Regions from separate parts of the Homo sapiens genome. Here region 2 is linked to region 1. Evidence: read pairs that join two places in POLR2A ChIA-PET (ENCODE). Cell type or tissue: Panc1. All regions are shown on one strand. Links, peaks and the distances in the headings refer to the core of each region. The heading gives the core; the rest is flanking DNA. Region 1 has its middle 29 kb from the start of SNORD14A. Region 2 overlaps PLEKHA7 (pleckstrin homology domain containing A7).

Region 1 (10,152 bases), core at 947-8,946:
GGAGTAATATCACCCTTTTTTCCCCGGATATTAGGAACAATATCACAGGGTGGTGTAGAACCCATGCGATATTGAAAGTAATATTATCCTCTCCCCCTTTGGATATTAGAATCAATATTACAGGTGGGTTATACACGACCAGCAATATTGGAAGTAATATTATCCTCTTCCCTCCTTGATATTAGCAACAATGTCAGAGGGGGTGTGTACAATCCCTGCGATATTTGGAGTAATATCACCCTCTCGCACAACCCCTGTGATATTTGGAGTAATGTCACCCTCTTACCCCGTGGATATGAGAAACAATATCACAGGGGAGATGTACACCCCATATGATATTGGGAGTAATAACATTCTTCCCCACCCTGTATATTAGGAACAATATCACAGGGTGAATGTACACCTGCTCTGATATTGGGACTTATTCTCTTCCCCCCTGGATATTACGAACAATATCACCGGGGGTGGGGGTGTGCACTTTCTGCGATATTGGGAGTAATAGCATCTTTTTGCCCTCTGGATATTAGGAACAATATCACAAACGTGGTGTACAGCCAATGCGATATTGGGAGTAATATCATCCTTCCCCCCCCAATATTAGGAACAAAATCACAGGGGTTTGTACACCTACTGCGATATTGGGAGTAATATCTTCAACTCTCCCCCTGGATATTAGAAACAATATCACAGTGTAGGTGTACGCTTTCTGCGATATTGGGAGTAATATCAGCCTCTTCCCCTTTGGATATCAGAAACAATATCACAGAGGGGGTGTACTCTGCCGGCGATATTGGGAGTAATATCATTGTCTCCTGCAATGGATATTAGAAACAATATCACAGGAAGTGTATACACCGTCTGTGGTATTGAAAGTAATATCATTCCCTCCCCACCCCTGGGATATTAGACTAAATCACAGGAAGGGTGTACACTCCCTGCGATATTGTGAGTAATATCATCATCTTCTTCCTTGGATTTTAGGAACAAGATCGCAGGGTGGGTGTACACTTCCTTGCGACACAGGGAGTAATATCATCCTCTTCCCCCCTACATGTTAGGAACAATATCACAGGGCGGATGTATAGCCCCTGCAACATTTGCTGTAATATCATCCTCTCTCCCGTAGATATTAGGAGAAATATAACCGGGGGTGTGTACACCCCTGCGATATTGGGAGTAGTATCATCCTCTCCCCCTTGGATATTAGGAACAATACCACAGGTGGGGTGTACTGCCTGTGCGATATCGGGAGTAATATCATCCTTTCCTCCGCTGGATATTAGGAAGAGTATCAGAGAGGGAGGGTGTACATTCCCTGCGATATGCAATGTGATATTATTCTCTCCCTCCCTGGGTATTGAGAACAATATTACAGGAGGGGTGTACACCCTCTGCGATATTGGGAGTCATATCATCCTCTTTTGCTCTGGATATTAGGAACAATACCACAGGGTTTTGTACACCCCCTACGATATTGGGAGTAATATCATCCTCTTGCCCTCTGGATATTAGGAAGAGTATCACAGGGGTGTGTACACCCCCTGCAATATTGCAAGTAATATCCTCTCCCCCCCGGATGTTAAAACAAAATCACAGGGGCTTGTACACTTGCTGCGATATTGGGAGTCATATCTTTCTCTCTCCCCCTGGATATTAGGAGCAATATCACAGGGGTGGTTTACATCCTGTGTGATATTGGGAGTAACATCATCCTCTCTCCCCCTGGATATTAGGAACAACATCACGGGGGGAGGGTGTACACCCCCTGAAATATTGTAAGTAGTATCTTCCTCTCCCCCACCCTGGATATTAAGAGTAATATCATCCTCTCGCCCTCTGGATATTAGGAAAAATATTACGGGGGGGGGGGGGGCGGTGTACACCCGCGCAATATTGAAAGTAATATCATCCTCTACCCCATGGTTTTTAGAAACAAAATCACAGGGGGTTGTACACCTGGTACGATATTGGTAGTAATATCTTTCTCTCTGTCCCTGGATATTGCGAATAACATTACAGGGGGGTTGTACACCACCTGCGATATTGGGAGTAATATGATTCTTTGCCCACCTGGATATTAGGAACAATATCATGGCGCGGGGGACGTGGAAAACCCCGGCTATTTTGAAAGTAATGTCAGCTGGTCTCTCTTTGGATATTAAAAATGATATCACAGAAGGAATATACTCTTTCTGTGATATAGGGAGTAGTATCATCCTCTTCTTCCCTGGTTACTATGAACAATATTGCAGGAGGGGTGTACACCTTCTGCAATATTGGGAGTAATATTATCCTCTCCTGCCCTGAATATTTGGAAAAATATCACAGGGGGGTGTACACCCCTGCAATATTGGGAGTAATGTCGTCCTCCCCAAACCTGGATATTAGCAACAAGATCACAGAGGGGGTGTACACACCCTGCGATATTGGAAGTAATATGATCCTCTCTCCCCCTAGATATTAGGAAAAATATCACAGCGCGGGTGTACGTTTCCTACGCTGTTGGGAGTAATATCATTCTTTTCTCTCTGGATAGTAGGAACAATATCACAGCGGTGGTGTACATTTCCTTCGATATTGGGAGTAATAACATCCTCTCCCCGTTTGGATATTAGGAACAATATCCCAGGGGGGTGTCCACCCTCTGCAATACTGGGAGTAATATCATCCTCTATTTCCATGGATATTAGACACAATACCACAAAAAGGTGTACAGCCCCTGCGATATTGGGAGTAATATTATACTCTTCTTCCCTGGATATTAGAAACAATATCATAGGGAGTGAACACCCCCTGTGATAATGGGAGTAATATTTTCTCTTTCACAGGACATTAGGAACAATATCACAGGGGGTGTTTATGCACCCTGCGATATTGGAGGTAATATCCTCTACCCCCCGGAATAATACCAGCAATATCACAGGGGTGGTGTACACCCCCTGTGATATTGAGAGTAATATCATTCTCTCCACCCCCAGATATTAAGAACAATATCATGGCGGGGGGTTGTATATCCCCAGTGATATTGGGAATAATGTCATCCTCTCCTTCCCTGGAAATTAGGAACAATATCACAGGGGGGTGTACACCTTCTTTGATATTGGAAGCAATATCATCCTCTTCCCCGCTGGATATTAGAGAAAATATCACACATGGTGTACACCCACTGTGATATTAGGAAGAATGTTACAGGGTGTACACCCATCTTGACTTTAGGAGAAACATCTCCCTAAAATAATACAAAAATAACACAGGGTATACAGTAATATCTCCCTAGGATATTACAAATAATATCACAGGGTGTACACCCACTGTGAGATTAGGAGTAATATCTCCCTAGGATATTACGAATAGTATCACAGGGTGTACATCCACTGTGATAATAGGAGTAATACCTCCCTAGGATATTACGAATAATATCACAGGCTGTATACCCACTATGATTACAAATCCCATAGTGCTGGGATTAGAGACATGAGCAACCACACCCACCCATGCTGTGTGTTTATCTGTTGTCTGTTGTTGTTTGTTTTTGAGCCCAGAAATAAATTCTCACCTATATGTTCAAATGATTTTTAACATGACTGCCAAGAAAGTTCATTGGTGGAAAAGCAGCCTTTTCAATAAATGGTATTGGAGAAACTTGATTTCCACATGCAGAAGAATGAAGGTGGACCCTATGTCATACCAGGTGCAAAAATTAACACAAACTGGATGAAAGACCTAACCCCAAGAGCTAAAACTATAATATACCTAAAAGAAAACATTGGCCAAACTTTTATGACATCAGAGTGGGCAATTACTTCTGGGATATGACACCAAAAGCATAGGCAACAAAAGAAAATTAGATTCCTTGGATTACATCTAAATGAGAAACACTTTTGTGCATCAAAAAACACTGTGAACTGAGTGAAAAGATAACCCATGGATTAGGAAAAATATTTGCAAATCATATATGTGAAAAGAGACTGATATCCATAATATATAAAGAACAGCTAGAACTAAACAACAAGAAACCCAAGGCATTCCATTAACAATGGTCAGAAGACTTGAGTAGACATGTCCCTAAAGAAGGTACACCAATGGCCAATAAGCATATAAAATGATGTTCAAAATCACTAATCATAGGGAAGTGCAAATCAAACCAATAATGTGATACCACACATTAGGATAGATATGATAAACAAGCAATGGTGAGACTGGAGGGAAGTAGGAATGCTCAAACATGATCAGAGGGAACATAAAACTGTGCAGGAACAGGGAAAATAGTATGGAGTGTACTTGAAAAATTAGAAAGACAATTATCAGATGATCCCGCAGTTGCATTTGTGGGTACCTACCATCTAGAATTAGAAGCCAGGAGTGGAAGAGATATGTGTACACCCATATTCATAGCAGCGTTATTCACAACAGCCAAAATGTGGAAGCAACCCAAGGGACCATGGACAGACGAATGAAAAAGCGCACTGCAGTTCATTCATACAATGGAAGGCTATTCAGCCTTAAAAAGGCAGGCACTTCTGGCCAGCGCAGTGGCTGACGCCTGTAATCCCAGCATCTTGAGAGGCTGAGGTGGGCGGATCACCTGAGGTCAGGAGTTCAAGACCAGCCTGGCCATGATGGTGAAACCCTGTCTCTACTGAAAATGCAAAAAATTAGCAGAGCATGGTGGCACATGCCTGTAGTCCCAGCTACTCAGGAGGCTGAGGCACAAGAATCGCTTGAACCCGGGAGGCGGAGGTTGCAGTGAGCCCGGACTGTGCCGCTGCACTCCAGCCTTGGCAACAGAGAGAGACTCCATCAAAAAAAAAGAAAGAAAGAAAGAAAGAAACAGGCACTTCTGACACAGGCTGCAACACAGATGAACCTTGAAGACATTATCGTCAGTGAAATAAATAAATCACCAAAGGATAAACACAACTGGGCTCAGTGGCTCGCACCTGTAATCCCAGCACTTTGGGAGGCTGAGGTGGGCGGATCACTTGAGGTCAGGAGTTTGAGACCAGCCTGGCCAATATGGCGAAAACTTGTCTCTACTAAAAATACAAAAATTAGCTGGGTGTGGTAGCCCAGGCCTGTAATCCCAGCTACTCAGGAGACTAAGACACGAGAATTGCTTGAACCCAGGATGTGGAAGTTGCAGTGAGCCGAGATCGCGCCACTGCACTCCAGCCTAGGCGACAGAGAAAGACTTTGTCTCAAAAAAAAAAAAAAAAAAAATTAAACACAGTATGATTCCACTTATATCAAGTCTCTAGAGTAGTTAAACTCATAGAATTGCAAAATAGAACGGTGGCCCCCAGGGGTGCGGGAGAGAGAGGAATGGAGAGTTTGGTTAATGGGTCCAATGTCCATTTTGAAAGATAAAAATGTTCTGGAGATGAGGGAGGTGATGGTTGCTAAACAATGTGAATGTACTTAATGTCATGAAACTATAAACTTAAAAATAGTGGAAACTGTAAATGTTTATATTGGCCATTCTAAATGAAATAATATATATTTATAATTTTTAATATTTATACATGGTATATTTTACCATAATAAAAGATGAAAATTAAAGCAGTTGGATCTTTAAAAAGAAAAGAAAGAAGCGAATAGTATATACACACAAGCTTTCTCCTGATTAGAGGAAGAGTCCCAAAGCTTCTAGGGACACTCACTTTTCTCTTCTTGCTGCATTATTATGAGGAAATCCTTAGAGATTGGGGAACTTGGGTGAATTTGGATAATGAGGAGCTCTATGCCTTGAGCCCCCAAGGCCATAGAATAGTAAGTACTCAGTCTGTGCCTCCAGCCCTGCAGTGTGAGGTTCCAGTACAGTGGGCTACACACGTGTCACCTGCATCAGGAGGCTCATGTCTGACCCTGTCTTCTTGCCAGTCTTGAGGACGGAGTCTGAGCCTCCATCGTGCACCACACAGGGAGGACAGTGGACCTGTTCTCCGTGGTCATGACCCAGCAGAGAGGAAGCACAGTTCAGTGAGTGCTGAGGGACAGGTCAGGAGCCTTGTTTTGTTTCCTCATCCTCAGGACAAACAGGAGAGTGCGGTGGGCAGATGGGAGGAGACCAATGTGCAAACTGTCAGCTCAGCAGACTGTGGAGTTTCTATTCTTGGTTGTGGTGGGGGTCTCAGAAATCTTATTCAAAATTTTGCTTTCCTCCCACACTGGTTGTCCTTTTCATGAACATCTCACCCATGATAGCAGCAAATGAGTCCCTCTAAACTATTCCCTAAGCACAACAAAAAGATTATGAAGGTGATGAGGAGGATAAAGAGGACGATGACAGACACCATGGCATCATGAACCCTTACTGGGGGCTTCCTAAATGCCAGGCTCTGAGCTCTGTGGTCTATACAGCTTCTTTGATTTCATCTGCATGGTCTTCTCCCAGTTATTAGTGCACATTAAATTATTATTATACAGACTAGAAAAGAAGCAATGCATTTTCATATAAGTTGTACCAGATCATGAAGTCGAAAAGAGTAAAGTCCCATTTGAACCAGGCAGTCTAAGTCCAGACACGTGGCATTTGGCCAGTCCTCTCCCTGCATCCAACCTGCCCTCTCAAATCCTTGTCACTCGGGCAGATGCCCCTGCTCACTGTGCCCTTCCCTTTGGGGGTTCCTGATAGACCACAGCTAGCCCAGTGGGTGCCACATTCACTGTGTCAAGTATAGAAAGGGCAGCCGAGATCACATCAAAGATTCCAGAAAGAATTGGCACAGGATCATTCGGGACGCATCTCTCCCTTGCCCCTGTTCCTGTCTTTCCTTACAGCTCTCGACTTCCTCAAAGGAGTCATAAATTCAGAGTTTGGCTTCCATTCCTATTGAGGAAGCTGGAATCTGTTTCAAAATGCTCCTCAGATGTGCCTGTGGTTAAGACCTCTGAGCTCTGCTTTAAACTTTTTGAAGCTGGGCGCGGTGGCTCACGCCTGTAATCCCAGCACTTTGGGAGGTTGAGACAGGCGAATCACAAGGTCAGGAGTTCGAGACCAGCCTGGCCAACATGGTAAAACCCTGTCTCTACTAAAAATACAAAAAATTAGCCGGGCATAGCAGCAGGCGCCTGTAATCTCAGCTACTCAGGAGGCTGAGGCAGGAGAATAACTTGAACCTGGGATGCAGAGGTTGCAGTGAGCCGAGATCATTCCACTGCACTCCAGCCTGGGCAACAGAGTGAGACTCCATCTCAAAAAAAAAAAAAAACTTCTTGAGAGTTGGAAGACCATGAAGTTTAGTACCTGGGACTTAGAGACTGGTCATTAACTTTGAATACCACCTTTTCTGCTTATCTGTATGGCAAGGGGTGAGATGTCCATCCTCTGAGACTCAGCACTCTCGTCTGAGTTGATTTCTAGTTGATCCAATGGAAGTGAGCAATGATTAAACCGATCGTGGGTGCCTGCTCCGTGATCTCTATGTGATGGATGCATAAAGTAAAGGCAAAGTGAATTTTAGATACATTCATTAATATTTTAAGCTTCATCTCTATGCAATTCAATGGAAATATCCCCTGACCTGAAGTTCTGGTTTCCCTGCATTCCAGACAGGACATTTTATTTTGTCCTTATCTAAGTAAGTACTGAGTATTGTGAGAGGAACAAGTGAGTCTCTTTTGTTTCTGATTCCCCAGAGCCTATATCTTGCTTGGCACACAGGAGTTAGCCAAAGTAAACATCTATGTTAATTATTGAATAGACCCTTCCTTGGTTCACAAAAATTGGCTGTGATCAGTGTGACTTCGTCATGCTTGATTCCTTTTTTTTTTTTTTTGAGACGGAGTTTTGCTCTTGTTGCCCAGGCTGGAGTGCAGTGGCATGATCTCGGCTCACTGTAGCCTCTGCCTCCCGGGTTCAAGCCATTCTCCTGCCTCAACCTCCCAAGTAGCTGGGACTACAGGCACGCACCACCACGCCTGGCGAATTTTTTGTGTTTTTAGTCGAGGCGAGTTTTCACCATGTTGGCCAGGATGGTCTTGATCTCTGGACCTCATGATCCACCCTCCTCGGCTTCCCAAAGTGCTGGGATTACAGGCATGAGCCACCGCGTCCGGCCAAACTTTCTTATGAAAACTCTAAGTCCGGGTGGGGGGAGCGGGGAGGGATAGCATTAGGAGATATACCTAATGTAAATGATGAGTTAATGGGTGCCGCACACCAACATGGCACATGTATACCTATGTAACAAACCTGCACATTGTGCACATGTACCTTAGAACTTAAAGTATAATTAAAAAAAAAGAAAGAAAAATAAAAAGAAAACTCTAAGTCCACCTAAGCTAAGGACAGGAGTTATGTCTTACATGAATTTTTAAACAAGACCCACCTATTTGAGTAAGTAATTACTCTCTTGAAGGAGGAAAGTCAGAAAACATAATGATGAAATCACTAGACCATAACTGGCATGTGGAAATATTTTCTGCTTATGAACTATCAACTTTAATTTCACTTTTAGATGGCATGGTCTCAGCTGTTATGCAGTGTTTATAGAGTTCTAAATCAAGGGAATTTGTGGCATTCTATTAGAATAAAATAAAATATTTGAGTTCTTAATTTCCTTTAATTAGGATAAACTTTTTCTTTTTTTTTTTATTTTATTATTTTTTTTTTAATTTATTTTTTTATTGATAATTCTTGGGTGTTTCTCACAGAGGGGGATTTGGCAGGGTCATGGGACAATAGTGGAGGGAAGGTCAGCAGATAAACAAGTGAACAAAGGTCTCTGGTTTTCCTAGGCAGAGGACCCTGCGGCCTTCCGCAGTGTTTGTGTCCCTGATTACTTGAGATCAGGGATTGGTGATGACTCTTAACGAGCATGCTGCCTTCAAGCATCTGTTTAACAAAGCACATCTTGCACCGCCCTTAATCCATTTAACCCTGAGTGGACACAGCACATGTTTCAGAGAGCACAGGGTTGGGGGTAAGGTCACAGATCAACAGGATCCCAAGGCAGAAGAATCTTTCTTAGTACAGAACAAAATGAAAAGTCTCCCATGTCTACTTCTTTCTACACAGACACGGCAACCATCCGATTTCTCAATCTTTTCCCCACCTTTCCCGCCTTTCTATTCCACAAAGCCGCCATTGTCATCCTGGCCCGTTCTCAATGAGCTGTTGAGTACACCTCCCAGACGGGGTGGTGGCCGGGCAGAGGGGCTCCTCACTTCCCAGTAGGGGTGGCCGGGCAGAGGCGCCCCTCACCTCCCGGACGGGGCGGCTGGCCGGGCGGGGGGGCTGACCCCCCCCACCTCCTTCCCGGACGAGGCGGCTGGCCGGGCGGGGGGCTGACCCCCCCACCTCCCTCCCGGACGGGGCGGCTGGCCGGGCAGAGGGGCGCCTCACTTCCCAGTAGGGGCGGCCGGGCAGAGGCGCCCCTCACCTCCCGGACGGGGCGGCTGGCCGGGCAGGGGGGCTGACCCCCCCCACCTCCCTCCCGGACGGGGCGGCTGGCCGGGCAGAGGGGCTCCTCACTTCCCAGTAGGGGCGGGCGGGCAGAGGCGCCCCTCACCTCCCGGACGGGGCGGCTGGCCGGGCAGGGGGGCTGACCCCCCCACCTCCCTCCCGGACGGCACGGCTGGCCAGGCGGGGGGCTGACCCCCCCACCTCCCTCCCGGATGGCATGGCTGGCCGGGCGGGGGGGCTGACCCCCCACCTCCCTCCCGGATGGGGCAGCTGGCCGGGTGGGGGGCTGACCCCCCCCACCTCCCTCCTGGACGGGGTGGCTGCCGGGCGGAGAGGCTCCTCACCTCCCAGACGGGGCGGCTGCCGGGCGGAGGGGCTCCTCACTTTTCAGACGGGGTGGTTGCCAGGCAGAGGGTCTCCTCACTTCTCAGACGGGGCGGCCGGGCAGAGACGCTCCTCACCTCCCAGACGGGGTCTCGGCCGGGCAGAGGCGCTCCTCATATACCAGATGGGGCGGCGGGGCAGAGGCGCTCCCCACATCTCAGACGATGGGCGGCCGGGCAGAGACGCTCCTCACTTCCTAGATGTGATGGCGGCTGGGAAGAGGCGCTCCTCACTTCCTAGATGGGATGGCGGCCGGGCGGAGACGCTCCTCACTTTCCAGACTGGGCAGCCAGGCAGAGGGGCTCCTCACATCCCAGACGATGGGCGGCCAGGCAGAGACACTCCTCACTTCCCAGACGGGG
Region 2 (10,152 bases), core at 1,139-9,138, 60 kb before region 1:
TTTAGAAAGAGTGTTGCTCTGTTCCTCCTGCAGTCTCAGATGAGGCCCTTACAAGGAATGGAATATCGATGACCAGGACATAAGATTAAAATGACAAAATATAGTGATGGAGGCTCTTATCAGGTGTTTACTACATGCAGGTATGATTATCCTGAGTACTTCATATATGTTAATTTAATTCTCACAATGATTCTACGAGTAGACACTAGTATTATCCCCAATTTACACATAAGAAAACTGAGGCACAGAGAGGTTCAGCTGGCAGTGCTACCACCAGGATTCCAACCCAGTTGGCCTGACTTCAGAGCCAGTGTTCCTGACCACCCTGGTCCACGGAAGAGAAGAGCTTCCTGGAACACCTGCTGCTCTTCACCCCTCAGTGATGCTCCAGAACAGGCCACAGGATATCTCCCAGCCCCTCCAGCCCCCTACCCTCTCCCTTTCTCTCACTATTTCCAGTCAGCCCAGTGCAAACCATGCCCTGGCTAGAAACACCATTTTCCCCCAAGAGGCTGCTAATAGTAGACGGGGTTGGGGGGCGGGGCGGGGAAGGAGCTGCAATAACTTGGCTCTTGAGTTGCAAAGAGAAAAATGAAGGAATGAGGAGGAGTGGGCCACCAGATCCCCACAGATTCCAGGGTGGAGAATGTCCAATTAAAATGCATTCTGCCAGAGCCCAGCAGCAGCATTTCAACAGAGCCACCATTGTCTCCGTCTGAACTGCTGCTGCCCACAGCCCAGCAAGTGGCAACCAAACAGGCTGTCGTCATGGAGCCGGAATGCAGGGTCCTGGCCCTCCCCGAAGGCACCAGAAACACTGCTCTGTTTACCCACGTTGCCCTTATTTAAAAACAAAACAAAAAACCCCACTCCACCCTCGGCCCTTCGGCATGCAAGACACCAGGAAGGACAGACGGTGGTGAGAGGACACTCCATATGCCAGCAGCGTGAGGCAGGTCTGCCAGAAGGTTCCCAATGATCTGGCCAGGCTGGGGGGAACAAGTCTCCCCCAGGAAGCTGGGAAAGTACTTTGGAAATATATAAAAATCAGATACAAATAGATATCTGAATGGGGCATAAAGAAACTGTTAATGCCCTGGAAGGGCCCCAAGCCCCTTTACAAAAGCTTTATGCCCAAAGAATTTGGCCAAGGGCAAATGCAGGCTCCCTGCATAAATCAGAAACCTTGCAGGGCAGAGACAGACCTGTGTGTCCAGCCACCTCTGGGACACAGGCAAGCTTGAGGCGAGCCAGTTGCCCCTGGCTACAGCACCTGGCCCCCACCCCAACCCAGGAAAGGGGTGCAGGGGCTGAAAGCCTGGCTCATCCAGTGCTGAGCCCAGAAACAGAATGTCCAGGGTGACTAGCACATTCAAAGTGCTTACTGTCCCTGTCCCACTCTACAGAGATCTCAAGGACAGGTTTAATCAGGAACCCTAGACGAAAGCAGGAAGCAGAGTCAGTGGTGCTCAGAAAGCCATTCATCAGCTCTAGGCCAATGTGAAACCCGTGGTACCGGAGCCCCAAACAAACCAGTTCTAAAACCCGTCCTCCTGTGCAGCTCTCTGACCTCTGCCACCTGTGTCCACGACCTGACCCAGGCACAGGTGGCCCTCCATGCTTTAGCTTGGGTCTACCTCTCTTACCTCTCAGACTTCACCTCCCTCACTATCCCCTACACACACACACACACACACACACACGGAGAAAGAGAGACAGAGAGAGAGAGGGAGAGAGAGAGAGAGAAACTCCCAACTACTCCAGAGATACTGAACTATCTAGGATTCCTGGACTCCACACACTATTTCGAGACACTGCCTTACCTTCTGACTCAAAGGCCTTTCTTCCCTTCCTGACCTGGCTCACCCCTCACCCTTCAGGAGCCCACTCAAGCATCATGTGCTCTATTAAGCTTTCCTGGGCCTCCTACCAGATGATCAGGCTGAGTAACAGAGCAAGAACTGAACAGAGCCTCTTGGGACACCAGTAAACCTTTGCTTCATGGAGGTAGCACAGGGGATGGGAAGGTTGGAGAGGACTATAACTGACTCACTCTTATTTCAGAACCAAAAGCAATGGGGGAAGTCAGAGCAGAGAAGATTTCAGCTCAACCTGAAATGGAACTTCCTATCAATGAGAATGTGACAATTACAGGAGGGGCTTCCTTGTGAGGTAGTGAACTCTCCCTGTTATACAAAGTCATTGAGCAGAAGCAGTTTGGTCAGCACTGCTGCCGAAGGAGTCTCTATATCAGGTGAATAGGCAAACCACATCAGACCATGTGAGAGGCTTGAGACCTTTCCATAAAGGCCTGAGATTCCAGGGATGGAGGTAGTGAGGAGGGATGCCCACCATGAAGTCTGGGAGGAGGAGGGCAGCTCTGGGGTACAGCTGTAGCCCCTCCTGGGAACCCTAACAACCAGATAGGAAAAGCAGAATTCATAGGGCTGCTGATGTGGCATTTCTCGTTTACTGGCAGCTTCTGGCCTGCAGGTTGAGCTCCCCAGTCTAGATTTGTGGAGGCCAAGATTCTTCTCCTGTCTCCACTGCCGCACCACCACGCCTCACCATGACTACTAAACAGAAGATCCAGGCAGGAACAGCCAAAGAATCAGTCACCTTCTCCCTGCTCATTCCCAAGTCCAATACTCATCACTGTCCTCCTCAGGGAGAAGGCTCCCTGGATGCCGTAGCTCCCAAAAGGGCAGAAGATAGGTGGAATGAGGGCCCAGGCCAAGACTAGAAGGCACCCAGGTCCATCTTTAATAATATTACCCCAGCTTGGGCAACATGGCAAGACCCGGTCTCTACAAAAAAAAATTAACAATTAGCCAGGCATGGTGGCATACACCTGTGGCCCCAGCTACTCAGGAGGCTTAGGTGAGAGGGTCACTTGAGCCCAGGAGGTCGAGGCTGCAGCCTGGGCAACAGAGTGAGACCCTATCTCAAAAAATAATAAAAAATAAAAAGAATTTTAAAATAATATTATCATGAAGAACAAAACTACCATTTAATGAGGGCTTATTTCATACCAGGTACTGTGTTAAACATGCTACCTACATTATCTTTAATCAGTCTATTCTACGTACAACAACCATAATTTAACAGAGGAATGGCATGATCTGACTTTTCTTTAGAATAAGTATATTTTAGAATATTATCCTAAATAATTAAAATATTTAGAATAAGTACTTAGAATAATTAGAATATTTAGAATAAATATTTAGAATAATTATCCTTATTCTAAAGCAAAAGTCAGATCATGCCACTCCTCTGTTCAAAGCCTTCCATTGTTCAAAGCCGTCCAGTGAATTCTCTGCTGACTCAGGGTGAAAGCTCAAGTCAAGGGCCTGCACCTCTCCAGTCTCAACTCCTACTCCCTGAGCTCCATCCACTCTGGCCTCCTTGCTGTTTCCTCGTCATGGCATGTCCTGCCCCTACATGGCTTGATCAGATCTCTACCCAAATGTCATCTCCACAAAGAGGCCTCTTCTGACCATTCCACTCTCACACCCAGGCCTCCTGTCTCCTTTTCCTGCTCATTTTTCTCCATAGCACTTACCATCCTCTGATACTATATATTTTAACCATTTCGTTTGCTCTCTTTCTCTCCTGCTAATACGTAAGCTCCATGAGGGCAGAGACCTTTATTGATTTTGTTCACTATCCCATCCCAGCATTTAGAACAATGCCTGGCTCCAAGTAGGCACTCAATAAATATTCATTTAATAAAGGAATGAATGACCCTACAAGGTAGATGTTCTTACTAGCTACTGACTATAGATGTGGAAACTGAAGCTCAGAAAAGTTGACTCACTTGTCCAAGGTCACACAGCTGGCAAGCAACAGAAGTGGGATTAAAATTGAGGCCTGACAGCCCCCTTAACTCTGTGATGGCATCTTCTTTCATCAAAAGGAAGGATCCGGATATCCTATACCATAAGTGTCTTGGGTGCCAGCGGGCTGGGCACCTCCTCACCCTGTCTGCATGTTCTTCTTCCTCAAGGAAGGAAGCCTTCAGAAGCCCTTGAGGCAGATGCCTCTGCCTCATTCATCTAAGAATGCCCAGCACCTGGCCCAGGGTTGGCATGCAGGTGCCCACTACACGTTTATGAATAAACCAACCCACTCCTAGGCACCTAGTTGTGTCCTTACATTTTGATTTCTTTACACATTGCTTTGTGAATTGCTGTTCATTTTACTGAATGTGAGGACAGGCAGAAATTCCAAGTACACTTGCTTCTCAACCTTTTGGCTAATATCAAGTATAGAAATTCCAGATACACAAAACTGAACTAGAATGGACCCTGCCTTGAAGAAATTTACAACAATGTGAGAGAGATGTAGACACAAAAAGGTGTAACATGAAGCAGGACAGTCACGTGAGCAGCAAATGCAGTGCCAAGAGTGCAAGGGGCAAGAGAGCTCTTGGGGTGGGGGTGGGGACAGCCACACACAACAGCTAGACAGCCTAAGAGGGGCAGGGAAGGCGGAACCACTTATCCATCCGTTCATTCCGCATTAACATTTTAAGTTTTCTTGCTTGAAGAAACACTGTGCTTGTTACTTAATACTGTGCTGAGTGCTGGGGACAGATATGTGAATCAATCAAACATAAAGATAATTCACAGGCTAATGAGGGAGAGACAGAGAGACATTACACAGACTAAGGTGATATGTGGCAAGAGAGGATGCTAGCATGCAAGCTCCATGCCCACAGGCACCCTCCTTTTGTTCACTACTGTACTCCTCAGTACAACACTGTCAGGCTCAGAAAAGCTTCTCAGTACATAACAAATGAATGAAAGCACTGCTAACTAAATGAATGAAAGCACAAATGGAGGGATATCACAAACCCTTGATGGCGGGTGGCCACAGATGGCTTCCCAGGTAATGCCTGAGTCTTAAAGGATGCATAGGAATTACCTGGATGGAAGGGGGCATTCCTACAAAAGCAAAGACAAAGAAGCAAGAGAGTGCTACAGCTTATGATGTTGTGGAGTGTGTTCAGGCCAGAGGGGAATGGTGTGCTTTAACAGGACACAGACACAGGAAGAGAAGCCCAAGTCAGGACACCTCTGAAGGCCCTCATCAGGAAGCATATCAGGATGAGGTATTTGGGCCCCTGTAGGGAGAACAGGATGGAGGCAAGAAAACCAGTCGGAACCATCTGCACCGCTGCAGATATGAGTTGGTGACAGTGGGGTCTTTAGGAGGCACCAGAGAAAGGACTAATCACAAGAATCTGTTACAAATCACAGGTGCAAGACCCCATGGAGAAGGGAGGCATCGAATGAGCCCAGACACATTTTGAGTACATAAGAAAAGTGCAGCCCCACCAGAGCCCTCCTGGGAATGCTGCAAAGCTGCTGGGGAGATGCCAGCAGAACCATGTCACACCTTGCCCACAGTCACCAAAGTGGGGACCCTACTGACTGGCTGGAGGCAAGGAGGAAGTCAGGGGAGAGAAACCATAAAAATTGCTCACTATTTATTTCACTTTCACTTTGAGCACACAAGTGGGGAGAAGACGCCCTGGCCCAGGAGTAGAGAAACCTGGCTGGAGTCCCAGCTGTCACCAACAACCTGAGTAACCTTGGGCAGGTGACTTCACCGCTGGGGCTCAGCTTCCCCATCTATAAACCAGAGCTTCCACCATGAGCCCCACCTCTACCAACATCCTGGAAAGGCCCCAATCAGATAAGTATCAGCTCTGCATAGCTTTATGTAGCACCTACTATATGATCTTCCTTGTACCAGGAAGGGAGGCAGGAAAGGGGCAGGCCGAGCCCCTGCCCAGAGAAGGTTTTAACAAGGTGGTCCAAGCAGGTACTGCAGAACACCGGCAAGGGCATTTCCAGCCACATTCTCCAGCCAGTCTTACTGCCCAGCCCAACCCAGCCCAGGGAAGGCGGAGAGGAAGCAGTGAGCTGTTTTACAATCCATCAAATTAATTGCCCCAAATGGGAAATTTGCAGGCCTCCTACAGCCTCCTGTGTATTCCATAATCTCCCATGGCCCTAATCTGCTGAGAAAGAATGTGTGGGCTGTAATCTTTTCAGCCCACTGTTCACAGGGGCAATGCCTTGGAAAAACCTCAGTCCCCACCAGTGATCACTCCCTCCCAACCAAAAGCCTCCCCGACCTCCCATCCCCCACACCCCCCACTGACCTGGTGGCCAGCCAAGGCCTGGCTCCGCCCCCCAGAAGCCAGCTAGGCCAACCTTGGCCTTGACTTTGACCTCGGAAAGGAGACCTGCCCAACCAGCTCCTTTGGTAAATACAACTTTTGCTCCCTCCTTTTCCTCCTTAAGACAGAACAGCCTGGCAGGAGGCAGAACCAGGAGAAATGGCTTCCGAGTAGAGACGCACCCTTGAGGCGTGGTGAAAACAGCCCCAGGTGAGGTGCTGGGCATTGGTTCTAACCTTTGCTTACCCTATCCCTGCTAGGAAACCCACTTCCCATCTCTGGACCTCATCTTCATTTGAGAAATGAAGGGAATGTAAAACAGCCTCCCAGGAACTCCTTACCCCACCCCTTTAAACAAGTTGCTTCTTTGCTTCTGCTGTAACCTTTGCCTGCTCCTTTTCCTGCATAATGAAGCCTCTGTCTAGGCCCAACTCAAATGTCACTTTCCCCACGAAGGCTTCCTGGATCCCTCCCTTCTCAACACCTGTCCCAAACTCTTTCTGCCTCCTACACTCAACTAGCCTTGAGGGCAGAGGATTCTTTTACTCATTGCTACTGTCAGGAAACTCATTTGATAACATATTTCAGAGAGCTCTGGACAAACCTAGGGCCAAAACCTATTTCATTCTCTAAAATACCTGGCATGGCACAGATCCTGGGTCACCACCACTGGGTGAAGTTTTCTCAGACAGTGTGTGGAAGGCCAGGCTCCCTGAAGTTGACTGCACCTGTTAATAACCAGTGTCTGTACCCTCTCTCCTTAACAAAGTGCTTTCCTACTCACTACCTCACCTACAGGGGAAGGACTGATGTGATCCCCTTTCACAGAGAAGGCAAATGTCTTGCCCCAGGTCAGGCAGCTGTAAGGGGCTAAGCCAGGATCCAAACCCAGGTCTCCTAATTCTGGTTCTAACTTTGTGTTCCTCCCACCGTACCTGAGGGAACATGCAAAGCTGAGCCTATTGAGAAGATCTGGGCTTGGAGAGAGATGCAATCTAAACCTCTCCTTAGGGCTGCCCTGGGAGCCACATCCAGAGCAGCCAAGGGACAGTCAGGAACTCTGGGCAGAGGAATGGCAGAAGGCATTTACTCCATACTCTCCACTGCCTTCCTGCCTTCCTTCCTTCTTTCCTTCTTTCCTTCCTTCTTTCTTCCTTTCTTCCTTTCTTTGAGACAGAGTTTCACTCTTGTTGCCCAGGCTGGAGTGCAATGGTGTGATCTCAGCTCACTGCAACCTCTGCCTCCTGGGTTCAAGCGATTCTCCTGCCTCAGCCTCTCAAGTAGCTGGAATTACAGGCACCCACCACCATGCCCAGCTAATTTTTTGTATTTTTAGTAGAGACAAGGTTTCACCATGTTGGCCAGGCTGGTCGAACTCCTGACCTCAGGTCATCCACCCACCTCAGCCTCCCAAGGTGCTGGGATTATGGGCATGAGCCACCGCATCCAGCCCATCCCATGCTTGATTACCTCTGATGATAGTGAACTCACTACATCCCAAATATTTCAGAAGGTATCGTTGTAAACCTGGGGCCAAAACCTTTCTCCCTGTAGCTTTCACAGAGGATGAGACTCTTCTATGTGGCAGCCCTTCAGATATCTGCAGCCAGCCCTCATGTCCCTGTGGGTCTCCTCTTTTCCATGTAAAATACCCCCAGTTCATTCAGCTGTTGCTTGGGAGACAAGGTTTCCAGTGCCCATCACAGTCAACCCTTCAGAAGGACCCCAAATAGCCACATCTTCCTCAAAGGGGTGACCCATGAATGCGCCCCAGTGCTCCATCTGTGATCTCCCCAGAGCAGAGCAGCACCATCACCTCCTGTGTTCTGGGGATGAAACTTCCATTAATGCAGCTTAAAATCAAAACCAAAACCCCTTTGTCCCAGAGCTAATTTCTCAGAGGGCCCTGGCCATGTGGGAGCAAGGACAAAACTCATTCTCTTTACCTTGTTAGAGTGGGAAGAGCAGGAACTCTGGAATCAGACCTGGACTAGAATCCTGGTCCTGTCACTTATTTACTGAGAGACCATAGACAAATTACTCACTCTTTCCAAGTTTCAATTTCCTCAGCTACGAAATGAGCTACAAAATGGAGAAAATTTTTACCTCACTAGATAGATTTGAAGAATAAATGAGCTAAGGTATATAACTACTTAACACAGACCAAGAACTTCCCCAAAGTCAAAGCTGGTAAGTGGCTGGGTTAGGATGACATTCAAACTCAAGCCTGCCACCCTAAAGCTTTGTGACCGTAAGTTCCACACCACAGCTCTACTGCTTTCATGTCACACAGTCCCCACTACACTGCATGTCATCTTTGGTTTATCCATCTCCCCACACTGGACTGTGAATTCCCTGAAGATGTCCTTGTTTTTGTGGCCCCAGGATCTGGCATGGTGCCACCTGGCACAGAGTAGGAGCTAATAAAGGCTGATGAACAAGTGATTATATGAACAAGTCAATTACACTGGCTACAAGAAGACAGGTGCCTCTTTTGGCCCCCCCGCCCCCAATGCCCACATAAGCTTTGTGGCTGTGTACTACACACAGCTCTAATCCCACTACATGGGCTGAGTAGCAAGAAGCATTTATTTCATAAGGGCTTGAAGGGCCGAAGCATGCCAGCACCATCCCCCAAACCTGGACATAGCAATGTTCTGTCTTCCCCATCCACAAAACCTCCAACACTAGAGAGGTTTACTCTCCATTGCTCCTGGAGACTAGAGGCTGAGCTGTATGTACTCAGATAAGCATTGGCTGGGTTGGTCCCTGGTGACACCAAGAAGGCACAGGTCCTGTGTGGAGGAGAGTTGATGCCAGGGTTTCTCCAGAGTTCCTCAGCTCTCTGGGGCTTCATTTAAAACATTCTCTCAAAAAAATAAAAATAAAAATAAATAAATAAATAAAACACCCTCTCTTGCAGTGAGCTGAGATCACGCCACTGCATTCCAGCCTGGGCAACAGAGCAAGACCCTGTCTCAAAAAAAAAAAAAAAAAAAAAAAAAACTTCTCCCTGTTCCCAGGTAATCAGTAATAGGAAAAAGGAAGACACACCTGTTCATACTCAATGGGCCATCTCAAAACCATCCGGGCTCCACCTTATACAGCACTCGTACCTCACCATCTGTGCTACACTTGAGGCTGCACTGTTTCAGTGACAGGAATACCACCGGTCCTTCATGGCCTGCTTATGAGTCCTTCCTTGGAGCCTTTCTCAGTTACTCCTAAGGCTGTGGGGTCCATAAAAGCCTTGTTCCCATCGATTCAGAGCCTTAATTTCCCCATCCCATCAAATGGGCACACCATTATCAACCTCAAGGTTGTAACACTTTAAATTTCAAAGCAGAGCTGAGGGGATTTTAAAAGTTCCCTGGAAATGTGCCTGATGCCAGGTAGTCCTGGGCATTACCAAATACTCGTACTACCTAAGCACTGTGGCTGTGTACCACACACAGGAAGGATTCACTCAACATCAGTTTCTCTCCTTCTGGTCTATCACATCCCAGAGCATTGAGTGAATCCTATTGTTCTGGGCACAGCTTAGCTGCAACTCTACAGGGAGACCCTCAGGAGCATGGATGACATCTCCTCTGGCTACTGCCAGTATCTGTATGGCTCTGAGAACTCAATGGGCATTTGAATATCCCCAATGTTTAGCTGGTAAGCCAACCCATTTTAATTCACTGTTGTCATTGTGGGCAGATGAGATAGAAAATGTCTGTTTTCAGATAATTCCCCAGAAGGGGTGACTGGAAGCTAGTGCAGAGACAAACAAGGATGCCGGTGGTTCCCAAACTGGAGAGGAATCTTTGGGGAGCCCTCAGCCGGAGTACCCAAGGCCCAGCCCTCTGCCCCCGAGACTCCCAGGCTCCCTCAGATGCAGGGAGGGACCTCTCAGCAGCTGATTGGCTTCTCAGGCAGAGTCCCAAAGAGGGAAAATCATAGAGCTCAACTAACCATTT

The links. Peaks named below come from ENCODE experiments on the same cell type or tissue, not always from the same donor. Only the 100,000 strongest peaks of a DNase experiment are listed, where the experiment ranks them.
Region 2: POLR2A ChIA-PET joins it to region 1 with 13 read pairs; 2 of 35 experiments call an interaction of 5 or more read pairs at or near these places.

Annotation. Positions count from the first base shown.
Region 1 is chr11:17,040,994-17,051,145 of GRCh38, forward strand. No RefSeq gene overlaps it. Among named protein-coding and RNA genes, the nearest start is that of SNORD14A, 29 kb to the right of the region's middle. In Panc1, for the core only: no CTCF peak of the experiment used is centred there; no DNase peak of the experiment used is centred there; H3K27me3 peaks cover 535 bases.
Region 2 is chr11:16,981,104-16,991,255 of GRCh38, forward strand. The region is part of intron 3 of PLEKHA7 (pleckstrin homology domain containing A7); the gene reads right to left. Among named protein-coding and RNA genes, the nearest start is that of PLEKHA7, 28 kb to the right of the region's middle. RefSeq lists enhancers at 522-1,160, 5,352-5,801. In Panc1, for the core only: no CTCF peak of the experiment used is centred there; no DNase peak of the experiment used is centred there; H3K27ac peaks cover 2,456 bases.